Regions from separate parts of the Homo sapiens genome. Here region 1 is linked to region 2. Evidence: read pairs that join two places in POLR2A ChIA-PET (ENCODE). Cell type or tissue: CD4-positive, alpha-beta T cell. All regions are shown on one strand. Links, peaks and the distances in the headings refer to the core of each region. The heading gives the core; the rest is flanking DNA. Region 1 has its middle 12 kb from the start of SMIM41-AS1. Region 2 overlaps KRT74 (keratin 74).

Region 1 (5,376 bases), core at 81-5,080, 440 kb after region 2:
CAAAAAGACTGATACAAGAGAGGACAGAGAAGAAGTCAGGATGCCTTTTATGAACCAGTCCAGGAGTTGGCAAACTCCAGCCTGCTGGCCAAATCTGACCCAACTTGGGCCAAATCTGGTCACACCCATTCCTTTACATATTGTTTACAGCTGCTTTCACAACTACAATGGCACAGTTGAGTAATCAATTGCAACAGAATCCATATCGCCTACAAAGCCAAGAGTACTTACTCTCTGGCCCTTTTCAGCAAAAGTGTGCCAACCCCTCATCTAGCGTTGGAGGTGACAGACCTTCCCTTCTGCCATAATCTATTCTTGAGAAGTGAGTCACTAGGTCCAACCCACCCTCAGGGAAGGGTAATTAAGCTCATCTCTTGAAGGGAGACGCTTCAAAACCACCACACATCACTCTAACGGTGATGCTTCTTGTTCCTGAGTGTCGAGCTCAACTCAGGCTCCACGTCCAAAAGCCTCAAATGTTTGGCTACTCCCATTTCCCCCATCTACAGTTTCTCCAAGCAAATGGCCATAGGTCCCTTTGGGAAAGGACTGGGGATATCAATCCTGTTAAGGCTGTTGTGGTGTTGCAAGTTCCATCCTCATAGAGACCAAACCTCCTCTTCATTCTCTTCCTGTGCTTCCAGGTCAAGAAACCAAACACAGGGTCATAAGTGCCCAGTCTTATGGTCATCCATCCTTGGTTTCTCCTGATGGCATGAGTTGGGTAGTTTCTGGATTGGCTCCTCATCTAACTTGCCCCTAGGAACACTGTATTCTATTAACCATCTCCTAGCTCTGTAGGTTAGATTTCCTTGGCTGCAACCCTGTGCTCGTTACAATCATCACAAGAGATGATGGACAGGGTCTATGGACAGGGCTCTATCCTCTGCCACCTCACCGCCCCCCCTCCCTGTGCAATCACTGAGCCTGGTCTCTAAAAGCCCCTCCTACCACCAGCCTGGCATGAGAAGGAGGGCCTCCCCACATGTTTAGGGGGTCTGTGCCCCTCTCTCCAGCCCATTTCTTTTGCCTTGGTGTGTAAATGGTGTGTGCTCTGGTCCTGCCCTAAGAACGTATCAGGATAATCTCCTGGCCATACATACTGTATCCCCTCCAGCATGCCCCACTCCCAGAGCCTTTTAGTCCCCTCCTCTACTCTGCCACAGCAAGGCTGGCCTTGCAACTTCACTTAGTGCAATCCGTCTCTTCTGGGCTTCTAGGTTCCATCCTAGTAGTAAGTTGACCCCATCTCCCAGAGTCCTTGCCAAGGGGTGAAACCGTGTCTCTCAGGAGCGTGCTCCCAAATCAGTAAGCTCCTCCCCAGCCAGCCTCACTGCACCAGCCTCTCTGGCTTTTTTTTTTTTCTGTCAGTGGTGCTCACCACCCTCACCTGTCACCACCATGCAGTCTCAGCACATGCTGTTCCCTCTGCCTAGAATGCTCTTCCATCCCCTGCTGACTCTCCAGTTAACTCCTCCCACCTCAGATCCACTAAAGCCACACATCACTTCCGCACAGACACATTTCCAGTTCCCTGTGCTGCTGGCTAAGTCTCTGCCTCTCCCTTGTAGCCTTTGTTGCAGTTTTTCATCATTCGAGGGATTGGCCGACTAATGTCTGTAGGACCCTACCAGACTGTAGGCCCTGTGTGGGCAGGAACTGTTCATCATTGTACCCTCAGTGCCTCGCAAAGTGTCTGGCAGATAATTTGTGCTCATAAAAGTTTTGTTAAGAGAAGAAATGTGGCCAGGTGCAGTGGCTCATGCCTGTTCACCAGCACTTTGGGAGGCCGAGGTGGGCGGATCACGAGGTCAGGAGATCGAGACCATCCTGGCTAACATGATGAAACCCCACCTCTACTAAAAATACAAAAAATTAGCCGGGCATGGTGGCAGGTGCCTGTAGTCCCAGCTACTCGGGAGGCTGAGGCAGGAGAATGGTGTGAACCTGGGAGGTGGAGCTTGCAGTGAGCCAAGATCATGCCACTGCACTCCAGCCTGGGCGACAGAGCAAGACTCCGTCTCAAAAAAAAAAAGAAGAAGAAGAAATGAAAGAGTCAATGAAACAACCAACAGCTGAATGGCTGTTCTGGCCAAGAAGCACAGAAGTCACAGCTGGAGGCAGACAGCAAAGGCGAAGCTGGCAGGGAGGAGGCCTCAGGCTGCCTGGGCTCCTGAGCTGTCTGGGAGAAAGTGGCCTTCCAGGGCTTGTTTGCAGAGAGGCTGGAGGAGAGAGGCATTTGTGCAGGGCCACCTGAGACTCACAGCAGGAGCCAGGGAGGTGATTGGCATTGTGTCGGAACTGGGCAGGTGTGTGAGCAGCACGCCGAGGGCTGTGGGCTAAACCCAGCACTTAGATTCAGCTCCTTCCTTTCCAGGACCCCTAGTGGGATGCCAGATGGCAGAGACCCTCCTCCCCCGAAAGAAGTGAACAACTCCTCTCAGCCTCTCTCTTTTGTGTGTGTGCGTGTGTGTGTGTATGATTTGTTTACTTTTAACTTTTTTATTAAGTATAATACACGTACAGAAAATATATATGTACATATACATGCATTCACAAAAACTAAATGTGCTCAATAAATCATAACAAAGCAAATACCTGTTTAATCCCCACACAGGTGAAGAAAGAGAACTGTTACTACCCCACTAACCTCTCTCATGCCTACCCATCTATCTCCACACTAGAAATTTCTCTTTTTTTTTTTTTTTTTTTTTTTTTTTTTTGAGACAGGTTCTTGCTCTGTCATCCAGGCTGGAGTGCAGTGGCAGGATCTCAGCTCACAGCAACCTCCATCCCCTGGGTTCAAGAGATTCTTGTGCCTCGGCCTCCTGAGTAGCTGGGATTACAGGAGTGCGCCACCATGCCTGGCTAATTTTTGTATTTTTAGTAGAGATGGGGTTTCACCATGTTGGTCAGGCTGGTCTCAAACTCCTGGCCTCAAGTGATCCACCCACCTCAGCCTCCCAAAGTGCTGGGATTACAGGCTTGAGCCACTGTGCCTGGCCTACTACACTAGAAATTTCTAATGTTATAGTTTAGTTCTGCCTGATTTTGTACTTAATCTAACTAGAATCATACAATATTTTTTCTGTCATGTCTGGTTTCTGTTATTCATCTTGTTAAATGTCTCCAAATCCTTATCAACACCGTATCAATGCTTATGGAGCTAGAGGTCTTCATAATACTTGCTCATCCTCCCCATCCATAACAAGCATAATGCAAGCTATATTTATTGAGCACTTACTAAGTACCAGGCTCTATTCTCACTCTTTGCATGCATTGCAGGTAATTCATAAATTCTCATTGCTGTGTAGAATTCCATTGTCTACATACACCATAATTTATGTATACATTTTTTTTTTTTTTTGAGGTGGAGTTTTGCTCTTGTTGCCCAGGCTGGAGTGCAATGGCACAATCTCGGCTCACCGCAACATCTGCCTCCCAGGTTCAAGCAATTCTCCTGCCTGAGACTCCCGAGTAGCTAGGATTACAGGCATGTGCCACTGTGCCCGGCTAATTTTGTATTTTCAGTAGAGACGGTGTTTCTCCATGTTGGTCAGGCTGGTCTCGAACTCCTGACCTGAGGTGATCCACCCACTTCAGCCTCCCAAAGCGCTGGGATTACAGGCCTGAGCCACCACGCCCAGCCACAGTTTTTTGTTTTTGTTTTTGTTTTTTTTTGAGACGGAGTCTCACTCTGTCGCCCAGGCTGGAGTGCAGTGGTGTGATCTTGGCTCACTGCAAGCTCCACCTCCTGGGCTTACGCCATTCTCCTGCCTCAGCCTCCGGAGTAGCTGGAACTACAGGCAACCGCCACCATGCCCAGCTAATTTTTTGTATTTTTAGTAGAGACGGGGTTTCACCATGTTAACCAGGATGGTCTCGATCTCCTGACTTCGTGATCCGCCCACTTCAGCCTCCCAAAGTGCTGGGATTATGGGCATGAGCCACTGCGCCTGGCCTTATGTATACATTTTACTGTTGATGGGCACTTGGGTTGTTTCCATTTTAGATATTACAAATAAAGTTACTATGAACATCCTTGACCATATCTCTTGGTGCTCATATGCATGCATTGCTGTTGGGCATAAGCCTAGGATATAGGATATGAGAATCTTCATCTTTGATATTTAATGTCAAAATAGTTTCCAAAGTATCTCTACCAATTTGTGCAACCCCCAGCAATGTGTGAGAAATTCTGTTTCTCCAAATCCTTATCAATTCAGTCTTTTTTGTTTTAGCCATGCTGATGGAAATGTAGAGCTAGCTATCTCATTGTGGGAGGTTTGTTTGTTTGTTTGTTTGTTTGTTGTTTTTGTTTTTGTTTTGAGACAGAGTGTCGCTCTGTCACCCAAGCTGGAATGCAGTGGCGCAATCTCAGCTCACTGCAACCTCTGCCTCCCAGGTTCAAGTGATTCTCCTGCCTCAGCCTCCTGAGTAGCTGGGATTACAGGCGCCCACTACCACCCCTGGCTAATTTTTGTATTTGTAGTAGATACTGGGTCTCACCATGTTGGCCAACCCTGCCCTCAAGTGATTCACCCACCTCAGCCTCCCAAAGTGCTGGGATTACAGGCATGAGCCACCACACCCGGCCTCATTGTGATTTTATTTTGTATTTTGTTGGTAACTGGTGAGGGTGAACAACTTCTCATCCTTATTGGTTATTTGGGTATTATCCTTTGTAATGTGCCTGTTCAAATCTCTCAGACTTTCCTAGTGGGCTGTCCATCTTTGTCTTACTGATGTATAACAGTTCATTTTTATAGCTTTGTTGAGAAATAATTGATACACAAAAAAAAAAAACCTGCACATGTTTAACGTCTGCAATTTGACGAGTTTGGACATATGCATACACTGTGATACCGTCACCACAATCAAAATAAACATTCATCACTTCAGATGTTTCCTGGTGTTCCTTCCTCTCAGCTTCTCTTGATCATCTCCCCACTCTCTCTCTCCCACCTTCCCCCGTGATCTCAGAGGTCCCAGCGTCTCTGATCTTTAGAGCTCCTGCTTGCATCTCACATCCAAATAATAATAGTCCAACAGTCACAGGTGGTTAAGAGGAGATCTGGCCTTTGCCAGGCCCTCCCTAAAATCCTCTGGGACCATTTCTGAAGAAACTGTCCCGTTGCCAGTGTGTCCTCATGTGGAAGGGCCAGGCTACTTTCTTATGGGCCTGGGCCCACCCTCAATCAAGGTTGCCCCAGGCTCTCAAAACCAAAGAGTCAGCATATACTCAATTCAGACCTGCCTCAAAAGGGATCGAGAAGGTCCCCAGGGATGCCCCTCTGCTCACAGTGAGGAAGACCTTAGACATGCCCGTGCCAAGCAGCTGAGCCCCCACCCTGAATTCCTCCATTCCCGTGAATC
Region 2 (5,315 bases), core at 1-5,000:
CACAGTCTCCCTTTCCCACCCTGCCTCGGTACCCTACCATCAGAGCTGGTACCCCGCCCAGAACTGGGAGGAGCCTCAAACCTATTTCTCTGACTCCTCATTTTGCAGATAAAGCAACTGGGCTGGGAAGGGGAAGGGACTTTCCCAGAGCCCCCAGCTGGTAATGAATGGAGCTAGGATTAGAACCCAGGTTCCCCTTCTGCAGATTTTTTCTGTGTCCAATGAACCTGCCCCATGTCCCCTTTGGGTGCCCCCTCTGAGGGCAGACCCTCTGTCTCCTCCTCCCACTGGACATGGAACATGTGTGGGGTGCAGAGGGTATGCATCAGGCGCCTCTGTTGGCCACACCAGGTTCCTGCTCTCGGAGTGGGGCATGGTCTGTTGACTGAGGGACACAGCTGTCGATGAAGCCCTCCTGGGTTCCCTTGCCCTGTGCCATGGTACTACTTCCATGTTAGTGGGCGGGGGGGTGGGGGTGGGGGGCCTGTCTTACCTGACAGCAGCAAATTTTAAACACTGCGTCAGTGGGGAGATGATATTGGAGGCTGGAGGATCCTTCCTGTGACCTCTCTGAGAACCAGGTCTGCTCTGCTAGTGATAGAATTGACCAGCGGAAAGATCTGAGCCTGTTCTCCTTCTGGTGCCCCCACAACCCTCCATGCTCTGCAGGCAAACACAGGGACAACTCTACGACTCTACATTTGGCCGATTCACAAATTCCATGAGCATAGTTCCTCCCTCTCTGTTAGCAACAGGCATCGCAATGCCCCCCAGATGTTCATCAGAGTCCAGCTTCTGAGGTTGTGCCTATAATTTAGGGCCTTATCCTCCTGCTCTAAGGGAAGGCCAGATGTGGGAGCCTTCACACAGACTCTCCCCAGAGTGCTGGAGTCCAGAAACACTCATCTGGATGCTAACAGATCAGAAGGATCCCCAATGGGGAGAGGTCCTGCAGCAGGAATCTGATCACAGTGGGACCGTGGCATACTGTCTCATCCTCAGGGCTGGCCTTGCTAGGGGATCGGGCATGATTTTCCTGAACCTGTAGTATTTTGAATCTGTAGATACTGGTGGCCTCCGGTCTCAGGCACTATCTAACTTTGCAAACATCGACATTTCTTCCTGACCTCCTGAAATGCAACTGCTTCCACAGCTTCATGTGATAACAGCTTTGAATACTCCTCTGCAATAGAAAATAGAAGAGACAAAGTTCTGGTGTTGGCTTTGCAGCTTTTACTCCTTGTCACCTAGGGCCCCATCTGCAAAATGAGGGCATTGTTCTACTTAACTGGTATGAGCTAAATGTAATTTTCTGTTCTGATGGTCTCTCTGTTCTTTGCCCTTCAGCGTGCCAGCCTGGAGACGGCCATCGCTGACGCTGAGCAGCGGGGAGACAATGCCCTGAAGGATGCCCAGGCCAAGCTGGATGAGCTGGAGGGCGCCCTGCACCAGGCCAAGGAGGAGCTGGCGCGGATGCTGCGCGAGTACCAGGAGCTCATGAGCCTGAAACTGGCCCTGGACATGGAGATTGCCACCTACCGCAAGCTGCTGGAGGGCGAGGAGTGCAGGTAGGTGGGGTGGAGGGGAAAGTGTGAGAAGGGACTGGGGTGTGGCTCCTGTCTGGCTGAGGGGCCACCTGGAGAACAACATGGTTAGTGCCAATACAAGCAAGAGATGTGGTGATTTCGTGAACTCAGAGGCAGCTTCCTGCAAGGGGTTGTTGGACATGAGCCATGAAGCGTAGATGGCCGTGTGCTGCTGTGATGAGAACCGGGGGCTCAGACAGACCTGGGGCTAATGACTGGCTCTTCAGCAGGGGCTAATTATTGGCTTTATCCTATGCTAGTGGTGTGGTCTCGGTAAATCATCTAGTATCTCCAGGACTCTTGTTTTCTCATCTGTAAGATGAAGGCGATAGTGTCAGTTTCGTAAGTTGTTATAAGGATGAGTTTAAATGATGCACGTATAAAAGCAGGAGCCCATTGATGTTTAGTGGAATCTCGACACTGAGTTTTTATCTTTCTCTAACTTTCTGTCTCACAGGATGTCTGGTGAGAATCCATCCTCTGTGAGCATCTGTGAGTATTCTTGAGAGATGCCTTGGGTTGGGAAAGCCAGGGACCCTGGGACAAAGTGATGTCACCTCCATTTACTGTCTCACCTCCCAAGAAGCTTCTGTTACTGTCTTGGGAAGGTTTCTGGGCTTCAAAGGAAATGTTCTCCCTTTTCATCCTGTGAAATGGTGACTGAGGTCATGCCCACCCTTTTCCCTTCCTGTTTCTCCCCTGGGACGTTGTCATTTGGAGAAAGGGTTGGTGGACATGGATTTTCCTAGCATTTCCAGGAGGGCAGGGACTGTATCTATCTGATGGGGTCTTCACCTCACACGAAGTCCGGCCCGTAATAGGCTCTCAGTTCATCTCTGTAGTGCTTCTTGACTACTGAGGGTGGTTCTGCGGATTAAATGAGGTGTTGTTGTGGAGAAGCCCTTGGGGACAGCCGTTACCATAGCTGTTATCTGCTGATTGACACTGCTCCTCTCCCCTGCTCTTGGCCCCTCCTCCTCAGCTGTCATCAGCAGTAGCAGCTACAGCTACCACCACCCCAGCTCTGCGGGTGTTGACCTTGGGGCCAGCGCTGTGGCAGGCAGCTCTGGCAGCACCCAGAGCGGGCAGACCAAGACCACAGAGGCGCGAGGGGGAGACCTCAAGGACACCCAGGGCAAGAGCACCCCAGCCAGCATCCCAGCAAGGAAAGCCACCCGCTAGACCCATGGCCTCACCCACCTCAGCACTTGGAAGAAGAGGTGACTTTGCCACCCCCAAAGGTGTCTGCCACACCCAAGTTCCCAGGCCCTGAGTTTTAAAACTGTCTGTAGTACACTCAACTGTCTGCATCGTGGTTTAGCTTTTACTTTCAAGCTCTGATTGACACAGTCACCTTCCCTGTTTCCTTAGGTCCCATGTGGACTAACGACTTCTCATTTTCCTCGCTGCCTTTGGCTGGCAGGAGGCTTTGGAGGCACAAGCCATTATAACCTTCTTGGCCCTAAGGAAGCTGTGATCATCCCTAGAAAGAGGGAAGGAGCAGGAGACGACAGGGGAGGGGCTGGTTTGTTCTGTGCTTAGGCCAAGTTAGCTACTGTCTGAGAGGTTTTACATCCCCTGCCAGCATGGTGGGGTGACACGAGACCTGTAAGCAGGTGGTGAGAAGTTAGACAGCCTTTACTTGCTCCATCAGAAACAACTTTGCAGGATGACGCCAATATTTAGGACACCACGTGTACATCTGTAGACCACCAGCTGCACCCATCTCCACAAAGCCAAGTGAAGGTGTATTGGGGATTCTCTGCCAGCCTGTGTCACCCACCCACCTCCTTCATTATCAGCAATAGCTACCATCATTTGTCAAGCACCTACTAGATGCCAGACACCCTACACATATTGCCTCCTGTTCTCATCCATTCCTGCAAAGAAGATGCAATGAGCATCCTTGGAACAGACTGGGAGCCTGATCCCAAGAGGCTGCTGAACTGGCCCCAGTCACCCACCTATGTGCCAGAGTCAGGCCTGGCCGACACAAGGATCTATGCTTTTTCTGTGGTGTGTCACTGCCTTTTTAACAAAAGGGCTGTCAAAGTCACCATTCTTTTTGATGAGGGCAGCGTAATTACATTGCCTTTTGTCAGGACTGTGGGTATGTGATTTGTCTTCCACAGTCTCTCTGGGGCTGTGTCCTACATAGCTTCTGACTCTCAATTTTTGGTGCCATGAGCTGAGCTCAGTGAGTGGAGCTGGCTTTTCTGTCGCTGAGTGCTACTGCCTAGTCCAGATGTCGTGGCTCAGGGTGTAAATATTCCTAAGAATGGCAGCATCTATTTCCTCTTTTGTTTGAATTAAAGACTCTGAATTTCTGCTGTATATTCATTAAGTTGTCCTTGAGTGTTGTCAGAGGTATGCTTCTGTCAGTCTGTTAATCTTTCCAAATGTTCCACCCTCTAGTGATGATGTGCCACCCTCCATTTCTCCCCAGCAAGCGTGCAGGACTCTTGCTGGGAAGCTGCAGGCCAACTCAGATGAGGCTGCTCTGGAGGCAATCTCAGGCTGCTGGAAGAGACAGATACACACTCATGTAAATCAGGGAAGGGCAGCCTAAGGCAGCAATGCTAGTAAGGGACTGGAATAGAGAGGCTAAGCAAGGAAGGCTTCCTGGAAGAGGAGGAGAGTTTAATTAAATAACCAGAAAGATGGACACATGGGCTCCTGGAGAGGGAATTTAAATCACAGCAACATAGTAGTTTGGACACAGGCTTTCATGTGCTTATTTAGTAGGGGGTGGGAGATCTCAGATTTTCCAAAGTCAATACAGATTGGGTATACCTTATCCAAAATTCTTGGGACCAGAAACATTCCTGACTTTGGATTTTGAAATGTTTGCATGTGCATAATGAGATACTTCGGGGATGGAACCCAAATCAAAACATGAACTTCATTTATGTTTCATATATACCTTCTGCGTAGGCTAAAGATAATTTTGTACAAATTTTAAATAAAATGCTCCAAAAGTTTTGGAGCACTTTGGATTTCAGACTTTTGGATTAGAGATGCTTAATCTGCAGTGGGGCTGGGTGGATTTCTAAGTCCCTCAGCTGTGGCCGGCAGAGTCTAGCTGTCTAAGCAGCTTTCAAATTTGTCTTGTGTCATGGGTGTGCCCAAAGATGTTCACCTCTACAGGCCTCAAGATAATGGGGACAGGCCTTGGGAGGATGGGGACTCTGGCCTAAGTAGTGGCCTCCATTCACCTCCCTGTGGCTTTCATGTATTAAGGAGGTCCTCTTCTGTGTGTGCCAGGGTGCAGTAAACCGTGGGAAACACAAGAGCCCAAGAGTGTGTTGGGCTTTCTGCCCAAATGTCTCCCTCTGATGTCACCACTGCTGCCACTGTGGATACTGAACTAGTGCCCTGGGAGTGGGAGGCTCCATTCTAGCTCTACCACTAACCAGTCACCTGTTACACACAGTGGTTCTTAACCTTGTAAGTCATGAACATTTTGAGAGCTGATGAAAGCCATGGATCTTTCCCCTGAAATGTGGACAGGGTCTACTGCATGTCCAGAGGTTCACAGATCCCCACAGCCCATCCATGGATTCCCTGGGTCATGAACCACCGGTTAAGAGCCTTTGCACCAGATACCCTTAAGGCCCTTCCTAGCATTGATGCTCTGTCTTTCCCAAAAGACCACATTCCCAGTGAGGGACCCAGTAAGAGGGCCTGAGGTGAGAGAGGGAATGAGACCCACAACCTGAAATAGCATTT

Evidence for each region. Peaks named below come from ENCODE experiments on the same cell type or tissue, not always from the same donor. Only the 100,000 strongest peaks of a DNase experiment are listed, where the experiment ranks them.
Region 1: POLR2A ChIA-PET joins it to region 2 with 13 read pairs; 2 of 35 experiments call an interaction of 5 or more read pairs at or near these places.

Annotation. Positions count from the first base shown.
Region 1 is chr12:52,127,786-52,133,161 of GRCh38, reverse strand. No RefSeq gene overlaps it. Among named protein-coding and RNA genes, the nearest start is that of SMIM41-AS1, 12 kb to the right of the region's middle. RefSeq lists an enhancer at 2,124-2,661. In CD4-positive, alpha-beta T cell, for the core only: no CTCF peak of the experiment used is centred there; no DNase peak of the experiment used is centred there.
Region 2 is chr12:52,564,422-52,569,736 of GRCh38, reverse strand. KRT74 (keratin 74) reads left to right here. Exons shown (of 9, transcript NM_175053.4): 7 at 1,348-1,568; 8 at 2,044-2,078; 9 at 2,569-3,955. The coding sequence ends at 2,768. Among named protein-coding and RNA genes, the nearest start is that of KRT74, 6.8 kb to the left of the region's middle. In CD4-positive, alpha-beta T cell, for the core only: no CTCF peak of the experiment used is centred there; a DNase peak (open chromatin) is centred at 2,666; H3K27ac peaks cover 253 bases.